Linked DNA regions of Mus musculus: region 2 is linked to region 1. A link is a loop called in an ENCODE intact Hi-C map of the cell type or tissue named here. Cell type or tissue: left cerebral cortex. All regions are shown on one strand. Links, peaks and the distances in the headings refer to the core of each region. The heading gives the core; the rest is flanking DNA.

Region 1 (9,440 bases), core at 600-8,599:
TGTGACAGCTATGAACTTCAATTGGCCCCTGCAAAGCATGACTGACAAGGCTGAGGATGCACAGGTCCCTGCATCCGTGGAATCAGAGGTCCATCCCCCTTTTATCACTGAGGATGCAACCAGCACTCCCTCCCCAGCCTCCTCTTTGGAGAAGGAAATCATTCAGACGCCTCCCCATGAAGTTCACCTCATATGAATGACCCAGGTGCCTCCACAACTCATTGAATACAACAAAAGGAGACAAACTGGGACAAAGTGTTTCAGGAATAGAAGACAAAGATTGTATATTTTTCAAAAGAGGAAAGAAAGTGAAAGCTGAATAAGGGATTAGATAATACAAACTTTGGATCAACCTTGCCTTTTTCTGGAAGCTTCCCTAACGATGTTGCCTTAGCTGTTGGCTCCTCTTCTGCTCTGGGAACTCCTGAGCTTCTGTCAGGCAAGAAGCGAGCTAGCTTCTTCCTCAGTCTCACCCTGAACCCCTGTAAGTGTCTAGGCCCTGCTCGGACTGGCCAGCATTGACAGGAGGATGTGACTGGCTTAACATGGATTCCAGGCAAGAAGAGTGACAGGGTTCTTTGCCTGCCATGGCACTGGCGCCATGGAGAAGCCCCTACACTGCACTGTGGCTTCTCCCCACTGCCATATAGTGTCCGACAGATAGGAAAGGAACTTACCTGAGCCCCCCAGGCTCTAGCAGATGTTCTTTCTGGGTACAGCTCATCTAGCAGTGTGCTCAGCGTCCAGTCCCACCAGTCTTCTGTGCTGCTGAGGTCCCCCAAGGAGTGATTGGCCTTTCTTAATTCAAGAACAAAACAAAAAAGTATATATGAATTCTTAAGAACAATTCCAAGCAAGGGAAAAGTTGCCATTTTTTCCACCTCCACGTCTGTGGGAATTAGGCCAAAGGATCTGTAAGATGAGGTACAACCCCAGAATTCACTTTGCTCCTCAGCAACAGGCAAGAGAAACGGTGGGAAGCAATGTTCATTCATTCACTCAACAAACATTACTGGGCAAGTACTAAGTACCAGGCATTCTTGTAGACACTGGGAAACAAGACCAGATCCCTGTCCTGTGGGGAAACAAAGAAACTGTATATAGCTGAATATGCAGCCTACAATAACAGTTACAACTGATGATCTTTTAACTCTACCGTGGTCAAAATTACACCCGCCAACACTTGAGCTTTTCACTTGTAGCTCAGTATCCAATTCTAGGAGATGTTCAACACTTGATTACAAGGTAGGCTTTGCCTTAGGTCACCAAGTGAGAGTGGATGGAATGTTCTGAGCACTTTTGGTTAGCTGAGCATTAGGTCACTTGAGCCAGTGCACAGCAGCCAGAAAGCCTGGGACAGGCATCTCTTGACTTCATGTTCAGGGATACAACCTCAGAAGCTGGCAAGAGGATGCTTCGTGCCAGATAGTCTCTGCCCAGGTGTGGGGCAGGGACTCCTTAAGGGCTGTAATAACTTACAACCATGTAAGAAAGGTAGATAGACAGTCTAATCCAAAAGGAACCAAGGGCAAGGAAAAGCCTTCAAAATATGTTAATGGGGAAACAAATACTCTGATCAGCAATTTATATACACTGAACGTACACACATCCATCATCTCCCTCCTTAACCTGTGTAAGCAATAGCCCAGGAGCTATCAAGCTGACTTATTTTAGTTCCTTCTTCCTCCCTCCCTCCCTCCCTCCCTCCCTCCCTCCCTCCCTCCCTCCCTCCCTCCCTCCTCCTTTTCTTCTAGATTTCTATGTGTGTGTGTGTGTGTGTGTGTGTGTGTGTGTGTGTGTGTGTGTGTGTGATATGTATGCAGGTAACTGCAAACACCAAAAGAGAGAACTGGCCCTTCTAGAGCTGGGGTTGCAGGCAGTTAGTTATGAGCTGCTGGGCATGGGTGCTGGGAACTGAACTTGGGTCCTCTAGAAGAGCACTGTGCACGCTTAACCACAGAGCTTCTCCAGCCCCAGGTCCCTTTCCTTGAGTAGAGTTTGTCTCCTACCCATCCACTTATGTGTGTTGTCGTTGTTATTGTTATGGAGCTTAATCTACTGACTGCTCATTCTTAATTCCATACTTTTCTGAAAACTTGGCCAATCTTGTCAAATCCTAAGCAAGTGGGAGAGCTGCAGGGGACATCTAGAGGCTCTGATGGAGAAACAGCATTTCTTGGAAAGGAGGCAGAGTCAGCGTGAGAGGCACAAATACAGCTGGTAAAACCCTGAAAATATTCACAGCCCCAGGGAGAAAGCACTGTCCAAAGACACAGAGGGAGGGAGGCAGGGAGGAACATCGGCAGACAAGCTTACTGCACACCTGCCGCTAGGTAAGGCCCATATCTGTTTGAAAAAACAAGCTAGCATATGTTTAATGTCTATACTGAGTTCCCATAACACTTAAAATTGCTTTTAAAAATTTATTTATTTTTTATGTGTATGGGTGTTTTCTTTTTATGCACTTCTGTGTATCATGTGTGTGCCTGGTACCTTCAGAGGGCAGAAGAGGGCATTGGATCCCCTCGGACTACAGTTACAAATTGTTATGAGCAGCTCTATGGGTGTAAGAAACAGAAGCAGAGTTCTCTGGAGGAGCAGCCAGTATCCTTCACCACTGAACCATCTCTCCACACATACACACACACAAACACACCCCCACACCCACAGTAGATTTTGAGGTACTGGGGCATCAACCCAAGGTGTCTTTGCCCACATTAAGCATGTGATCTGCCAGTGAACTGCACCCTTGGCCCAAGCTTGCAGAATTTAGAGAAATGTTATCACTTGCCATACTTGCTCCCCGTTGGGACCACATTAATGAAGCTGTCAAGAAACACCTGCTGCTACCCAGAGCTCACACATCCCCACACAAAGGAACCATCGTGCTCCTTCATGGCACACTGGAGAGCAAGAGGTGAACCAAAGGATCCAACCATAGCCTGGTCCTGTGTGCACTAATTACAGCAATTATATCAAATGGGCCCACAGCTCCAGTCCAGCGAGAAGACCACTGGGATGGAGCAAGGATTTTGCCTCACCTCACTTGTGGCTCAGTTAAGTTTTGTTGACTTGAGATTTCATGAAGACTTTGAGTTCAGAAGTACTTCAAACACAAATTAAATGTGACACAATCTGATATTAGAGTAATTTTTTTGAAGACAGAAATCTAGAATCTTACTTATCCTAACTTTATAGAGGATGCTGCAGCAGCCAGGAGCAAAGGGCTGCCAGCCACAGGGAGCCAAGAGAGCACCCCTTGGATTCCATCGGATTCACTTTTCCTAGGCTTGCCCTGCCCCCAGAATGCTACAAATAACAGCCCCTAGGGACTTGTTGATTTTAAGGATTAGGACTGGGGGGATGGGTGAGGCAGAGAGGGTCCACTTTAAACATTCCATTTTGAACTATGACATATAAATATGGCAGTGAGGTCTCTATCCTTGTGGGAAACATGAGGCTCTAAGCCCACCTGGGTCAACATTTGGGAGGGTTACCTGAGTGTACCAGGTCCAAGAGTACAGGAATTTTACAGATGTTATCTCAGCTGGAATATTTGACAATCGAGAGGCATATGAGAAATGTCAAAGAAAAAGGAATTCGTGAAATGTGAGATAAAAATAAACTAGCCAAATCAGTGGTTTTTGTGTTTTGATTTCCATGTCTAAAAAAGGCCCCACATGGTCTCTTTGTTTTGCTCACAGCGCCCCCTCCTGGCATAATCTACGCACCTGTTCATACAGAAGAACTAAGTTGTCCAAGTAGAAGCTAACTGTGGCGTTGGAAAATGGGACTCAGAAACTACCATGTAGCTTCCCTAGAGCTTTAGCAGTCCTGGGATTATTGAGTCATGGCAAGTTCAAGTACTGGGGCTTCCAGGCAGTACCTTGCTAAAAAGTAATAAGAATAAAGGGAATGACATCTGGGAGTCACCATCTAGCAGGGTGCCTGTGTTCCTCTGCCTTACAGAATCTAAAAATATGTCCCTAAAGCAAAAAGGTGAGATGAATTGTTCAAAGGCAACACATTCATAAAAATGCTACAGAAATGAGTATTAAAATATTCCTTACAGAAGAGAAAGGAAACCCTGGAGTGTGTAGAGTTGTTCTGTCAGTAGAAAGTAAGCAATGATAATCCATATCGCCAGAGTCACACTGCCTTGAAGAAACTGCCCAGTTGGTAACTTTCACTGACTAAGGAATGTTCTAAATGTATCCACTCGTTTCATTGGGCATCCGAATCTCAGAGGTGTCAGGACCCCAAAAAGGTACCCATGTGTCAGATGAATGGGAGTGGGCCTTTGCCTTAAACTGCTCCCTTGGTCAGTGTTTCTTTATAATGCAAATCCTGCTGCAATTAAAAGTAGGAAATAAAAACAATGAACACTTGAATGCTTGGCAGAGAAGCACAGTTTGAAATTGGGTATCAGGAATCATGAATTGTGACTGTAGCCTTTGGTTAAAGAACACTGATATTTTTCTGCAAAATAGATGATATGACTTTCTCAGGCCTAGAACTTCTTTCACTTTTGACCCCAAATGAGATGCCAAGCACCTGCCAAAGTCTGCAAATGGAGCCCTCCGTTAACATGGGTAATTAGACAGCCTTTCACAGACTTCAGACACAGGCTTTGATGAAGACCTTTCTCTGGGCACAGTCTTGGATAGGTGAAATTGACAGGAGGTGTGGGTAGATCGTCTGTAGGGCGCCCCCTTCTGGAACACAGTGAAGGAAACTGATTCTGGAACCCAGAGCCTGAAGTCTTTGAACATGGGTGTAATGACCATGAATTAGTGCAACACTCCCCAGATCTGCAAGAGCCCCCCAATCCTCCTACCTTGTAAATGCTTTCCTGATGGCATGATTGAGAGAAATTTCACCTGGGCAGAATCTCCCATATGCTATAAACAAAAGCAGCAGTAGCATGATGCTGTGTGTGGTCATGTCTCTGCGAAGAGAGATTAAAGAATTAGCATCCTTAGAGATCCCGTGTGTTCACATTTCCCTCATGGAAAGTATTTTAGGGAGCCGGGCATCTATGTCCCGGTTCGGATGTATTTGTAGAAAGGCACGAGATGGGTTAAATGCTGTGTTTATTCTTTGTACTTTCAAAAGACTCTTTCTTAGTTTTTATTAGTTCTTTGAAAACTGCACAAAAGTACTTTGATCACATTCACCTCCTCACCCAGCTCCTTCTAGACCCACCCACTTGCCCTACTCATTCAAGTTTGTGTCTTTATTGTTTTCTTTTTAACCATTCAAGTATAATTCGTGCTGCCCTTATGCTCTGCAATATGTGGCCTTCCACTAGAGCTTGGTCAACCTACTCTGGGCATACCCTTAAGGAAAACTGTCTCTCTCCCACCACCTATCAATCGCCAATAGTTTCTTAGCTTGGGATGGGATTTCAACACCTCTGTGTTGGTTTTGCTCTTTTATGTTATCAACCTCCAGCTTTCCCACCCCATTTTGAAAAGCCTATTCACTTGTACATCGAATTGTCTTAACGTTTTTGCCAATAAAACTGCTTGGGCCTATTTATTGGCTGCTTCTGGTCTCTCCCTTCTGTTCCATTGATTTAGGTGTCTATTTCATTCATCTGTGATTTACTCTCCACATTGAAGAGTCCTGGATTTTGGTATTTCTGAGCTAGAATCCATGTTATCTTTCTCAGACTGTAAACAATTCTCTTTGAGGACAGCAGCAATGACAAAACTAGACAACCATGTAATTGCTTGTGTGTCCTATCCCACAGTGGGTCATTAATCTGAAGAATGACAGACACCTGCTATACACTGATGTAGGCACTGGTGCGTTCCCACTGCTTTCAGGCTACATTTCAACCTTTGAGGATTGTTTCTTAACTCTCCTGACTGTTTTATGCATTTCCCATTGAGCTTACACCACAGCAGCTGAGTCTTTCGCTGTGCTCGAGTGGAGTGTTGCATCTTACTTGATTTACGAAGGATAAGGGCTCTTGGTGCTTAAGGTTACCATTAGCTACTTTTCTAAATTCTCTCACTGCCTCTTTATTTGTTTGTTTTTCTTTCTTTCTTTTGTGGGACCTTCCCAGACTTTTACTAATGACATCTACATAAAGAGTTAGCTTTGTCCCATTCTGAGCCTGTTGTCTCTAGCTGTGTTTTTGGTTGTCCACCTTGGTGTGGACACTGCTTGTGGCACTCTTAGCATGAGGATTTGGCCCAGGAGCTGGGTTTCTCAAGGTTGATTTGCTCAGCTCGGCAAGCTCTGTGGACATCAGCTACCCAGTGTTCCAGACGTTACACAGGCCTGTGAACTGGGGTTGCGTGGCAGCGCAGTCCCTGGTGTGACCCCTCTCAGTAGCTCCAGATCCACCCTGTTCTCAGACACCTAGACATCTACAGTCCCCTCATGTCCTGGTCTTGAGCAGGGCAAGTGGGTACTGCAGGGCACTGGCTACACAGTGCTTAGTGTACCCATGTGACTTCAAGGTGTGTGTGTGTGTGTGTGTGTGTGTGTGTGTGACTTAGGTCTGCCATTCATGTTTTTGGTGGGTTTGGTTCCTTGTTTTTATGGGCAGCCTGAACAAATGTAAAAGTCTTTGTCAGTGTTTTATCTTTTCAGAATTCCTTTTTCACTCACTTTACATTTGACATTGGAATAATGCCATGGTTCTCTTCTTTGGAGAAGAACCTGTCTCAGGACCTGTTCTTTACATAAGAGAGCTGAGTACGTGTGGGGGATGAGGAAGGGTTTTTAAGAGAGACAATAAACTGGAGGGGACACTGCATACTTTAATGACATCACTGTGGGAAAAACATCTGGAGCTTCTAGATTCTTGATGGATTCAGGAAGCCTAGAACCTGGAACTCGGAACTGGGAGACATGCATGGACTGGTCCTTGCAGAGGGTTCCTCCAGGAACTGCTTCCAGTATCTACCACAGATGGGCAGGGGAATGGGTACCACTGACAAAGAAGCCTGACTGAAGTCAAGTTTGGAGATGGTTGTCTCAGTATCATAGTTACTAACTTTGATGCTTTATCTAAATATTTGAAGTGGACTTTGAGTTGATCTCCAGAACATGTCTGTGTAAACTGTACTGTTGACTTATTTTAGAATACTGGTCCCTGGGCTCATTCAATGCCTATGGAGAGGTACACCAGTTGCTCTTGGACTTTCATAGCCCTGTGTAGCCAGCTGGAGGAGCACAATTCGGGGTCTGGTGTTGGGCACAGTGTGATGTATGTGAGTCTGTGTGGCTGATGGAGTTGAGGTCAGAGCTCTGGGCCATGGATATAACCAGAACACTTTCCTTCCTTAAATGCAGTGTCTCTGTCCCTCACCCTCTGGCACGGGCTGAGACATGGGAAAGGATTTTCCCAAGTGCAGGATCTCTTATCATTCCCTCTAAAAAGAAGACAGGGCCAGAGGAAGACCATTGTATTCTGGCCTTCACCTACCTCAGGGCTGCCTGCATGATGCTCTCTCTCCTCAGTCTCTCCCCGGTCACTCTGAGCTTAGCCTTGGATGGTGTCTGAGCCCAGCGCAGGTGGCGTTCTCGTTGTCGGGTAGCCAAGACCTGTGACAGAAGGGGGGCACCATCATACTGGGGTCAGCATTGGAGAAAGAGAGGCTTTTGGTGTCCCTGCCAATCCAAGAGCTGTCATCATTGCTCTCTGCATTGCATTCAGGGGGACAAAGAGGGACTTTGTGTAGTTAACACACACTGTGTTGTTGGGGAGGCGATGCGAGATGAAGTAGACCCATTTGAAAACTCTGCTCATGTCCCAGGCCAGCTCTTTTGGCAAGGACTTCATCTGGGCCTTTAGAAAGCACAGCTACACAGGAGAGACACGTTCACTGCTGCCCAGTCACAGGGGCAATTGCCTTTGGTATTTGCATACTGCTTTCTGTTAGAGACCTTCAAAGACTGGAAAACTGAGTTTAAAGCAGCTTGTTTTAGCATGAATGATCTTTGTTTTGTTTGCCTTGTGTAATAAAAGCACCATTGCTTCCATGTTGTAGCGACGTGTGTTCATGGGCAGGACTAACTGTAGCTAAGAGGCAAACCCATGGGAAATAGTCACCCATTCATTTCTCACTCATCTGCTTAGCCATTCTAGGCACGTTCAGAGAGCAGCCCCTGGGCCCCTCAGTCCTTCCTCACAAAGCTGCTGGGCTTCTAAGAAATACAGAGCAAAAGCTGTGAAGTGAAGCTTGGTGGTCGTGGTTCAGATATGTCCTATGTGCTGAGGACTGCAAGTATGGCCGAGTGCCTGGGAGACTCAGCAGGTAGAGCATCAGGACTTTAAGGTGATGGCAGACACAGGGTTGGAGAGTTGATCCTGATGAGGATGGAGCTCCTCAAAGGCTTCTTGGTTCTGAGGCTAGGACTACCCTGTGGCCTCAGGGTTGGACCCAGTTGTCTGGGCTACCAGAGCAAGAAAGAGCCTTGGAGGAAGGCAGCCTGCCGGTGTGTAGAGAATTGGTGGTGAAGGATGGAGTCAAGAAGGCAGGAAACAGTGGGCCTATGGTTGGGATGTGGAGACTGCTAGGTCCGTGTGGAAGTAAGGGAAGAGAGAGGGTGTACATTTCCTATGAAAAGCAAATGATTTAGAAGTTCTGAAACTGTGGTCAGAAATTAGAATTTTCATTAGCCTCTAGAGTTTCTTTTTCTTTTTTTATAATTTTAAAAAATTGTAAAATAAAATAAATACTCCTATTTATTTATATATTTATTTAATGTGTATTGGTATTTTGCCTATGTGCATATTCGTGTGAGGGTATCAGATTCTCCTGGTACTGAAGTTACAGATGGCTGTGAGCTGCCATGTAGGTTTTGGGAATTACACCACAGACCTCTGGAAGAGCCATCAGTTCCCTTAACTGCTGAGCCATCTCTCCAGGTATTACCTCTACATTTTCAAGTGTATTCATTTCCTTGTGGTTCTGATTTCACTGGGATTGGGGTAAATGTAAGGAAAGAAGCTTAAGAAATTCACACACACACACACACACACACACACACACACACACACACAGAGTGGGGCTCCAAAAGCACAGCCAAATTTGAACTAAGGTCTGAATCCCCATCTTCATGGTGGAAGCAGCAGATCCAAACGCTCCCCGTTCTGCTCACCCTTTCAGCCTCCTCAGCAGTGTCAGGACTATAGGAGATAGGAGAAAGAGGAACACGGGTTCTGGAATGTTCTTCCAATTCCAAATCCAGACCCTTGGTCGCATCTTGTAAAGACTCAGTAAAAAACTTGCTGTCATGTTTCCGTTTCCAAGCAAAGACAAGTGCTGCCAAGCAGATCTGGAAGAGAGGTGCCCAGCATCCACATCTGTTTGTGCCCCTCCCACAGAGCCATCTTTCTGGTCTTGCACTGCCAGCTGACTTTATCTCACTTCAAAATAGGTACCAGAAGCCGCTACCCTGAAATCCCCAGTACCTAG
Region 2 (9,440 bases), core at 691-8,690, 90 kb after region 1:
TGGCCTACAGTGCGGTCAGGGACCCTACCTTGCACAGCCCTGCATTTTATACACACATTTCTGAGTCACCATAGCTACTTCCTGGAAATTTCTCCAGGCCCTTTCCTGGCTCAGGGATGCTTCCCAGAGAGCATTTCATGAACTCTGGGTTCTTTAGGACATCATCAGGTGGTGTGAGAGACTAGATTGAGTTTTGTGACATGAATTCCTTTGCTAGAGGATACGAGGACCTTAAAAGGCTAAGTACAGAGGAGACTTCCTAAAGTGGTGTGCAGGATTCCCCGTGTCTTCCACTATCAGCCACATGCCAAGCCATGGCTTCACCATGTAACACCACATGCAGGAGGCAAGAAGGGCCATGGTAGGGCAGGTCTGCAGCTTTCTGAAAAGGAACCACACATCCTATCACCCGCGTGTGTGTGAATTTGTCTGTGGATATGGGTACTGTAGCTGATGTCTAACGTTTCAGTTACTTGCAGTCAACCAAGGTCTGAAATATTAAATGGAAAACCCCAGAAATAAACTGATCATAAATGTCCAGTTATGTCATTCTTAGGAGAGTGTAAACTATTGTGCCAAATACAAACTTGCTTCCCCTAGAATTCGCCCCCTGCTCAGTCATTTATAACCTAGCCCTTTGAAGGGGGAATCCAGAACCTTCTGTGTCCTTGCCCATCCTGGCAGCTGAGCTCAAGTCCTACATTTGGTCCATGGAGCTATAATATGAGTACTCTGGTAGCCTTGGTGATGACAAGCTGATGGGTTTGATTCTCTGTAATCCTCCACGGTCCCACACTTGCATATCCTCCAGTCTTGTAATCCCCAGAAGTCTCCCAAGTCTGGAAATTAGATGGCTTTGCTGCCTTCTGACGTCAGCCCCAATCATTGGTCTTCCATCTTGGGGATGGGTGCATGACAGGAGGGACCCACTGGCATCATGGCAACATTCTTCAGAATTGCTGCTGTGTGTTAACCATCACTGAGTGTTAAAGGCACATGTGATTTGGAAGAGACCATACATACCTCTCACCCTTTGATATTAGTGGTGCAAGAGCTGGGCCTGTCTTCCCACTCACTGGCACAGAGACCACTGTACTCCACATAGGATCTTGCTTCCTTCTGATTTGTGTCATGTACCCTGGCCTTGGAGTTTCTTTTGTCACTCCTTCTTCTCCAGGAGACACAGAACTATCCAGATCACCATCCCCTCCCTGGCAAGCACTTCTCCCTTACTGGTGTGGTTCCCACATGGCCTAATTTCATACCGCTCCATGAACACAGATTCCTTTCAAGCTGCCACCATTAGCCAGGGTGCTCATCTGCTCTGACTAGGGCAAGGGTACCTGAAGGCCAAGTCAGGACGGGTAGACAGGAACATCAAGGCCTGTGATGAGTTCTGTCCCCTGCTAGAGACCGTCAGTGTCACAAGGAACTGGTCACAGCATTCACTGAGCCATTTTGCTGGGAAGGAAATGGCAGGAGCTTGCGTGTCCACTTGGTATGAAGTAGAGTTATCAAAGCAGGGCCACCTTGGTGAGCTGGCCGCTGTGCAAGTCCAGTGATACCTATTGGGGAAGCCATTGGAGGGGCGTGGTTACCATCACTGAGTGTTAAAGGCACATGTGATTTGGAAGAGACCATACCTCTCACCCTTTGATATCAGTGGTGCAGGAGCTGGGCCTGTCTTCCCACTCACTGGCACAGAGACCACTGTCCTCCACATAGGATCTTGCTTCCTTCTGATTTGTGTCATGTACCCTGGCCTTGGAGTTTCTTTTGTTACTCCTTCCTCTCCTTATGTATGGCGCCCCCTCCCCTGCTTATAAGTAACACGGCCTCACAATTTGTAGAAGGCTCCTTTGCAATCACTCTGCCAATGCTACATCTTGTCTCTGAGACAACTTCACATGGTGAGACAGGAATGTCACACTATCCCAATTTTAGGAAGAAAGCACATTGGCAGAGGCCTTGTCGGAGGTAGGGGGGAGTTTGCCCTGTTTCACTCAGAGCTGGTAAAAAATGGGGCCAGCAGGAGACTTGAGATGATTCTCCTTCCATCTTGCCATCTTTCTGTAAGATAATAATTGCATGAGCCACAAGATAAGGTAGTTGCACCATCAGGGAGGACTGCGGAGACAGCATCATCCCAGCCTTGGGCAGACATGCTTAAACAGGCGTGTGACAGGCAGGAAACAGTATGGAAGCTGGGTCAGCCTCCCTCATCAGGGCAACTTGCTTCCATAAGTGTCGCTTAAACCTGAACCTTAAAAGCCCAATTCCCTGTCTAGCCTGCAGGCACTGCATTCTGGTAACTTCTGTTCATGAAGCTGCATGAGGCAGCACTGCAGCCACCTGAGAGCCTCTACTGGGGAGCAGCATCCCTAGGGCACAAGAGAACTCGGTGTTCAGTGTGACTCACAAGCTGTGCAGAGAAGCTGTCCACTGCTCACCCGGAAGATTCCTTACTGCCCAGACACAGAGCTCTCATTTTTAGGTGCTGTGATGTGTCCTGGTAGTTGACAGTGTGAAGGTGACACAGATACAGACTTAGCCTGTCAGGCTGTGTGTGTGTGTGTGTGTGTGTGTGTGTGTGTGTGTGTGGTGTGTGTGTGTGTGTGTGTGTGTGTGTGTGTGTGTGTGTGGTGTGTGTGTGTGTGTGTGTGTGTGTGTGGTGTGGTGTGTGTGTGTGTGTGTGTGTGTGTGTGTGTGTGTGTGTGTGTGGTGTGGTGTGTGTGTGTGTGTGTGTGGTGTGTGTGTGTGTGTGTGTGTGTGGTGTGGTGTGTGTGTGTGTGTGTGTGTGTGTGGTGTGGTGTGTGTGTGTGTGTGTGTGTGAAGGACTGAGAGCTGAGAGCTGTCTACAGCATACACATAGGTAGAACCAGGGAAAGGGTACCTCTCCCCTCCACTGCACTAATGAAGCATCAAATCCCACATTTGGGTGTGGTAGACATGAAGGGTCACAATGACAAAGGAGCTGGTTTATGAATGGGGCCATGTGGCAGGCACAGGGGTATATTCAATGAGAGCCCTGAACTTAGACTCAACGCTGAGGACAGTGCACAGCAGCCATATGAGTGAGGAATGGGAGTAGAGAACAACACACAGCTAAGGACAGTGGCTTTCCCTCTGAGCTGAATGGTGTGCAGACGGTCAGAGCAGGGAAGTAAGGGCTCTGGCTTTGTCTTAAAAGACTCCATCCTGTCTTGGAGGACTGGCTGTGGTTGAGGGTGGACATAAGCTGAGGCCCTGGTGGCTCCATCCATGCAATGCAGGGGAAGTATGAGGGAGTTGTGTCTAGGGGAGACGTAATGAGGTTTCCTGACAGGCATGAAGTGTGAGAGAAAGAGATATCAAAACACTGAGGAAAGTTTTGGCCTGAGTGACTGGAAGAATTGTTTCCTCGGGGTCCCAGCACCAAGAGAGGGAAGAGGACATGAGCCACCAGCCCTAATCAGGAGCTATCTCCAATTGAGAAATGCTCAGCTGAAAAATACCCAAAAAAGGAGAATTGCATTTTGTCCAACAGACCCTCACTGTGTATACACACCATACCTAATGGCAGCTGTAGGTGGGCAACACAAAATTGGTTGCATGGCATTACAAGGGTGGGTTTCTTGTCTTATATTGCTTTGTTTGGACATTTTTTAAAAAAACCTAACTGGATGTTTGCTTATATATATTATGATTACTGACTTTGTGTTCTTACAGATTTTATTTATGTGTGTGTCTTGGCGTGTGTGCGTGTTTCTTAGGCTTTTCTCTCTCTCTTCATTATTGTAGTTTAATTGCCTGCTTGTCTTCTAGAGAGAGTGAGACTGAGAAGGCATGGAGTTGGGTGAGTGGGGAAGTGGAGAGGATTGGATAGTATGAGGGAGGGGGAACTGTGATCAGAATATATTGTATAAAAATTGATTTTTAATAACGAAAATACTTGTTTCATGGATAGAGGTGGAGAAGGCCATTGGGAAGAGGTGGAATTTGTGGCTTGGTGACTTCAGGCACAGGACAGTGGCACAAAGGTGTTAGTGACAGACAGCACAGACTGAGTGGTGTACAACAGGGGTCTGGGGTTATGGGGAGGGCTGCATGAGCCTGCATGAGCCTGCATGAGTGGAGGCTGCATGAGGCTGCATGCTGGGAGGTAGAGGATCCCGGTGGAAGGCTGGAAAAGGCCTGTCAGGCTGGGCTGTCTGGGCCAGAGTCTGTGACCGCAGAGCTGAGCCTTACTAACAGGCAGCTCTCTGCCTCCCCCCCCCCCCCCCACTGGCATCTGACTACGGAGTCCTAATGAAAGGGTGGCATTTACATTGCACATTCCAAAATCACAGTTTTAAGCAGCACCTTAAAAAAAACTACTCACATTTTACTCTCCTTTCCTATATTGGCTTACACTTGGATAATGAATAGAGCAGTTCAACTAAAGAAAGCGGGTACACAGAAATGTCTCAACCTACTTTGGCAGAATTCCCAGACTAACTCTCCTAGTATTCCTGAGCCAGGGCTTGAAAAAGTAGGAGCCGGAGAGTCTCACAGTTCTGTATTCTCACCTGAGAGCAGCCCCTGGGTTGTCAGGGTCATAGGACTGGGCCCCTCTGAGGATGATGAAGGTTGAGGTGGCCGTGGAGATGAAGATGTGTGTGCCTTCAGAGATGACGCTGACAGGCGCCCTAGCTCGAACTTCTACACCAACACAGTAGTTGCTATACACCATGCTTCCCTTGATCTGAACCTGAGAGAGCAGAGACAAGGGGGGGGGGGATCACATGAGACCAAGCAGATGCTTCCTGGATCTACACATGTGACACAGGCCCTCAGCTCCACAATGCTCACTTACAGCAGTCATCTGAGGATGTGACTGGAGGGAACAGCATGGATCTATTAATATGTAAGCCTACCTAAATGTACAGTTATCTAGGTGTGTGTTGGTCTGGATTTTGTCAGGTTGATACAAGTTGGAGAAGAGAAAATCTCACCTGAGAAAATGCCCTTATCAGACTTTGCTGTAGGCATCCCTGTGGAGCATTTTCTTGGTTGGTGATTGATGTGGAAGGGCCTAGCCCACTGTGGGCAGTACCATCCCTAGGCCTGGGTTATACAAGAAAACAGACTGGGTGAAGCGGGAAGAGCAAGCTAGTAAACAGCATTTCTCCACGGTCTCTGCTTCAGTTGCTGCCCCAGGTTTATGTGTCGGGTTCCTGTCTTAGTGTCCTTCAGTGGACTGTGACTCAAATATGTAAGTCAAATAAACCCTTCCCTCCCCACATTGACTTTCATCACGGTGTTTATCACGGCAATAGAAAGCAAAGTAAGACAAGGTATTTAAATACCCATGCTCCCTGTATACACATGGCTGACAGTTTCCAAACCTCCACTGGAAACTGTGTTTCTCCATGGTCTTGACATTTGTTGGCTCTTTTTACCCTGTTACATCTAATAGGAAAGAAAGGGGTTGACAATGGGGCCAAGAGGTCCCCCTTCTGCACAGTTAAGGAGTCAGTGGGTGTGGGGAGCAGAGGAGGGGATAAAACACATAATGGTCTTTGAGAAATGTGGGTGGGGCATAGACTGGGTTCCTAGATAGACATAAAGGAGAAGGCAAGGTGAGCTTTACACTCTGTTTCCCAGGTAAGGATGCAGTGTGACCAGTCACTTCACACTCCCGTCACATGCCTCCCCACTGAGATGAACTTTAAGAGCCCAGCCAGCCCTCAAGTTGCTTTGGTCATGTACTCTTTCACAATGAGAAATGTAATTAATGTGTAGTCAGAACTTCTCTAGGTGGGCCCCCTACCCAGTGCCTGCTGCACCCTGAAGCTGCAAGCAAGCTCTGAGCAGGTGCCATGTCTGCGGAGGATGGCAGCTCAGTGTGGAGCTGCCAAGGAAGGGGCAGGAATCTGAGGTCTAATTCTCAAATGTAACATGCCAATGAGAGGGGTCAGAAAAAACCACTTCATCAGAGGTCCCCAAAGCCTAGACACAGGCAGGGTCCATGCTAGAAGAGTTAGATACAGCTAATGAGCAAATGTGCCAAAAGACAGTGATACAGGATAGATATGTGGCCCTAGCTGTGACCACCGACCTTCCAGCCAGTTTATGCAGGACTGGGCTTATCCTTTCAGGATTTCACCCCATCCCTTTGGCTATAATCCTAGACCCAGAGTTTCCTGAAGGGTAAAGAGGGGGAAGCTCTCAGATTCACTGTCAACTCCTTTCCTTTTGACCTGCTAGTAATGAAGAGTCTAACCTAACAGTGACATCTAAAAGTGACATCAATATTCAGCCATCTGCAAAGCCAAGTTAGCATCAGCATGAGGCTTGTCTGGGAGGACGAACAGGCCCATCGAGGGACACTCTCCACCTTCTCATGCTTCCACCAGGGCACCAAGACATGAGGGCTGGCTGATAAAAGCCAGTTTCCACCGTGACCCGGGAGTGTCCCCTAGACCAGTGGCTCTCAACCTTCCTAATACTGCAATCCTTAAGCACCTCATGTTGTGGTGACTCCGAACAGTAAAATTACTTTTGTTGCTACTTCATAACGGCCGTTCTGCTACTGAATCATAATGTAAATGTGTGTTTTCTGATGGTCTTAGGCAACCTCTGTAAAAGGGTAGTTTGACACACCCCCCCCCCCCAACAAAGGAGTTGCAATCACAGGTTGAGAACCACTGCTCTAGACTATGACAGGATCAGGGTGACCTAATGCTACTACCCTAGGACTCTGCTCCCATGAAAATAAAATCTGCTACTTTTCAGTCAATCTTTCCAAAGAGAAACATCTTAGAAATAGGATTTTCCTACCTGTGACTAAGACAGTGGCCCTCAAAGCACACCCCACAGCCTTCTGTCCTCCATGGACAAGTGTCTGGTTCTTACTGAGACCAGCAGAGAACAGTGAACAGCCTCTGTTCATGTTCCCCACCAGGGCCCGGTAGCCTCATTTCTTTGAGGGACAGTTTGGGTATTTGGGACCCTTCTGATGGGCTTCCTGCAGCCTGGGCTAGGACTAAACCTCGGTGGAACCAGTTACCCCACATAGTGAGAACACCCACTCCCCTGTAGAGGTTTGGGTCCTAAGGACCGTTTCCTCATCCTGGTCTTCTGACTTCACTACAGTCTGACCCAGGGCCATCTTCCTGGTTCCAGTCACTACACACGGCTAACCTGCAGCCACAGTTTCTACACATGTGAGCAAACTGTTCAGGACCCTCCTTCATGAAGTCACTCAACGCAGTGACTTCCCTTTTCCCACGTGATCTAGAACATTTTTCCAGCCCCAAGCACAGTACTGGCTGAGGGTCACAGTGGGTCCGTCTCTCATGGCCTCTGGTGGACATCCTCCCTTTTCTTCCCTAAATGCAGCATCAATACTCTTCTTCTATTCCTCTACCAGCACAGGGTTAGTTCAAAGTAGGCGCACAGTCTTTAAAAAGACAGAAATAGGGCTGGTGAGATGGCTCAGCGGTTAAGAGCACCGACTGCTCTTCCAAAGGTCCTGAGTTCAAATCCCAGCAACCACATGGTGGCTCATAACCATCCGTAACGAAATCTGATGCCCTCTTCTGGAGTGTCTGAAGACAGCTACAGTGTAATTATATATAATAAATAAATAAATAAATATTTTTAAAAAAGACAGAAATAGTTTTTTGTTGATTACTTGAACAAAATTAGAACATATATTCTCTGGAAAATTAAAAGATTGTGTGTGTGTGTGTGTGTGTGTGTGTGTATGTATGTGTGTGTGTTTGCACATGTGCACACATGTGCACCAGCCTACGTAGTGATTCATTCCCCTGTCTCTACCTCTCCCCGCAAGTACTAGGGTTACACATACACATTGTATACATTGTCACCCTTGTGCGATGAATGCTCTTCCTCAGTGAGCTACTTTTCCAGCTAAATGAAAGATTTTTTTAAAAATTCTACCCATACCTTAAACAATAACAACAATAACAGCAGCAGCAGCAATTCCCTTGCATTGGCTAAAAGAGGTTTTCTCTAGAGCTTGTGGAGAGGATTGGTTGGCTTGTCAGGGCTCGTGGAACAGTGTGTGAGCTGACCTTGGCGATGGCGGTGTAGTTCCCACATTCCAGTGTGTAGCTTGGGAGCATGATGGTCTGTCTGCGGGTGTTGACAGCAGTAGGGAGGGTAACAGTGGTCATCTCAGCACTCACAAAGCTCCAGGTGTAGGAAAGCCCTTGGGAAATGTTACAGAGGATGGCAGCTTCAAATGTCACTCCTAGTCTCAGGGGCTGAGACCTCCATATCTGGGAATTGACAAGACGGGTCATGTCACTGAATGCCAACCCTGATGGTACAGCAAGCGGTTAGAAGTGTAAATGGCTGGCCATCATTTACCCCAGTAAATACCCAGAAGATGCTCCAACATGTAATAAGGACACATGCTCCACTATGTGTATAGCAGCCTTATTTATAAAGGCCAGGAGTTAGAAAGAACTCAGATGTCCCTCAACAGAGGAATGGATACAGAAAATGTGGTACATTTACACAGTGGAGTACTCAGCTATTAAAAACAATGAATTTATGACATTCTTAGGTAAATGGATGGATCTGGAGGATATCAACCTGAGTGAGGTAACCCAATCACAAAAGAACACACATGATATGCACTCACTGATAAGTGGGTATTAGCCCAGAAGCTCGGAATACCCAAGATACAATTTGAAAACCACATGAAGGAAGACCAAAATGTGGATACTTTGATCCTTCTTAGAAGGGGGAACAAAATACCCATGGAATACAGAGACAAAGTGTCGAGCACAGACTGAATGAATGACCATTCAGAGACTGCCCCACCTAGGGATCCATCCCATATACAGTCACCAAACCCAGACACTGTTGTGGATACCAACAAGAGCTTGCTGACAGGAGCCTGATATAGCTGTCTCCTGAGAGGTTCTGCCAGTGCCTGACAAATACAGAAGTGGATGTTCACAGCCATCCATTGGACAGAGCACAGGGTCCCCAGTGAAGGAGCTAAAGAAAGTACCGAAGGAGCTGAAGGGGTTTGCAACCCATAGGAGGAACAACAATATGAACTAACCAGTACCCCCAGAGTTCCCAGGGACTAAACCACCAACCAAAGAAAACACATGGTGGGACTTATGGCTCTAGCTGCATATGTAGCAGAGGATGGCCTAGTTGATTATCAATGGGAGAAGAGGCCCTTGTGAAGGCTCTATGCCCTAGTATAGGGGAATGCCAGGGCCAGGAAGCAGGAATGGGTAGGTTGGGGTACAGGGGGAAGGGGGAGAGGATTTTTGGAGGGGAAACCAGGAAAGGGAATAACATTTGAAATGTAAATAAAGAAAATATGTAATAAAAAAAAGGGAGTGTAAATCTCTGGCCATTATTTGTATAACTGCTGGTTGAGACTTGGGGCTGGACTTTAGATAGCACCAGTAACCAGTACATTTAGT

Evidence for each region. Hi-C counts contacts between places; a loop is a spot of excess contacts. Peaks named below come from ENCODE experiments on the same cell type or tissue, not always from the same donor. Only the 100,000 strongest peaks of a DNase experiment are listed, where the experiment ranks them.
Region 2: a loop joins it to region 1, with 4 times the contacts of the local background. A loop is called at or near these places in 13 of 42 quality-filtered maps.

The regions. Positions count from the first base shown.
Region 1 is chr11:8,856,359-8,865,798 of GRCm38, forward strand. Pkd1l1 reads right to left here. Exons shown (of 52, transcript XM_017314870.1): 39 at 9,124-9,300; 40 at 7,445-7,563; 41 at 4,838-4,948; 42 at 678-798. Among named protein-coding and RNA genes, the nearest start is that of Gm40814, 60 kb to the right of the region's middle. In left cerebral cortex, for the core only: CTCF peaks have their summits at 3,729 (motif pointing left) and 4,705 (motif pointing left); DNase peaks (open chromatin) are centred at 3,716, 4,697 and 7,821.
Region 2 is chr11:8,945,802-8,955,241 of GRCm38, forward strand. It overlaps Pkd1l1, which reads right to left. Exons shown (of 52, transcript XM_017314870.1): 9 at 8,061-8,267; 10 at 4,548-4,729; 11 at 1,344-1,565. Among named protein-coding and RNA genes, the nearest start is that of Pkd1l1, 24 kb to the right of the region's middle. In left cerebral cortex, for the core only: no CTCF peak of the experiment used is centred there; a DNase peak (open chromatin) is centred at 4,478.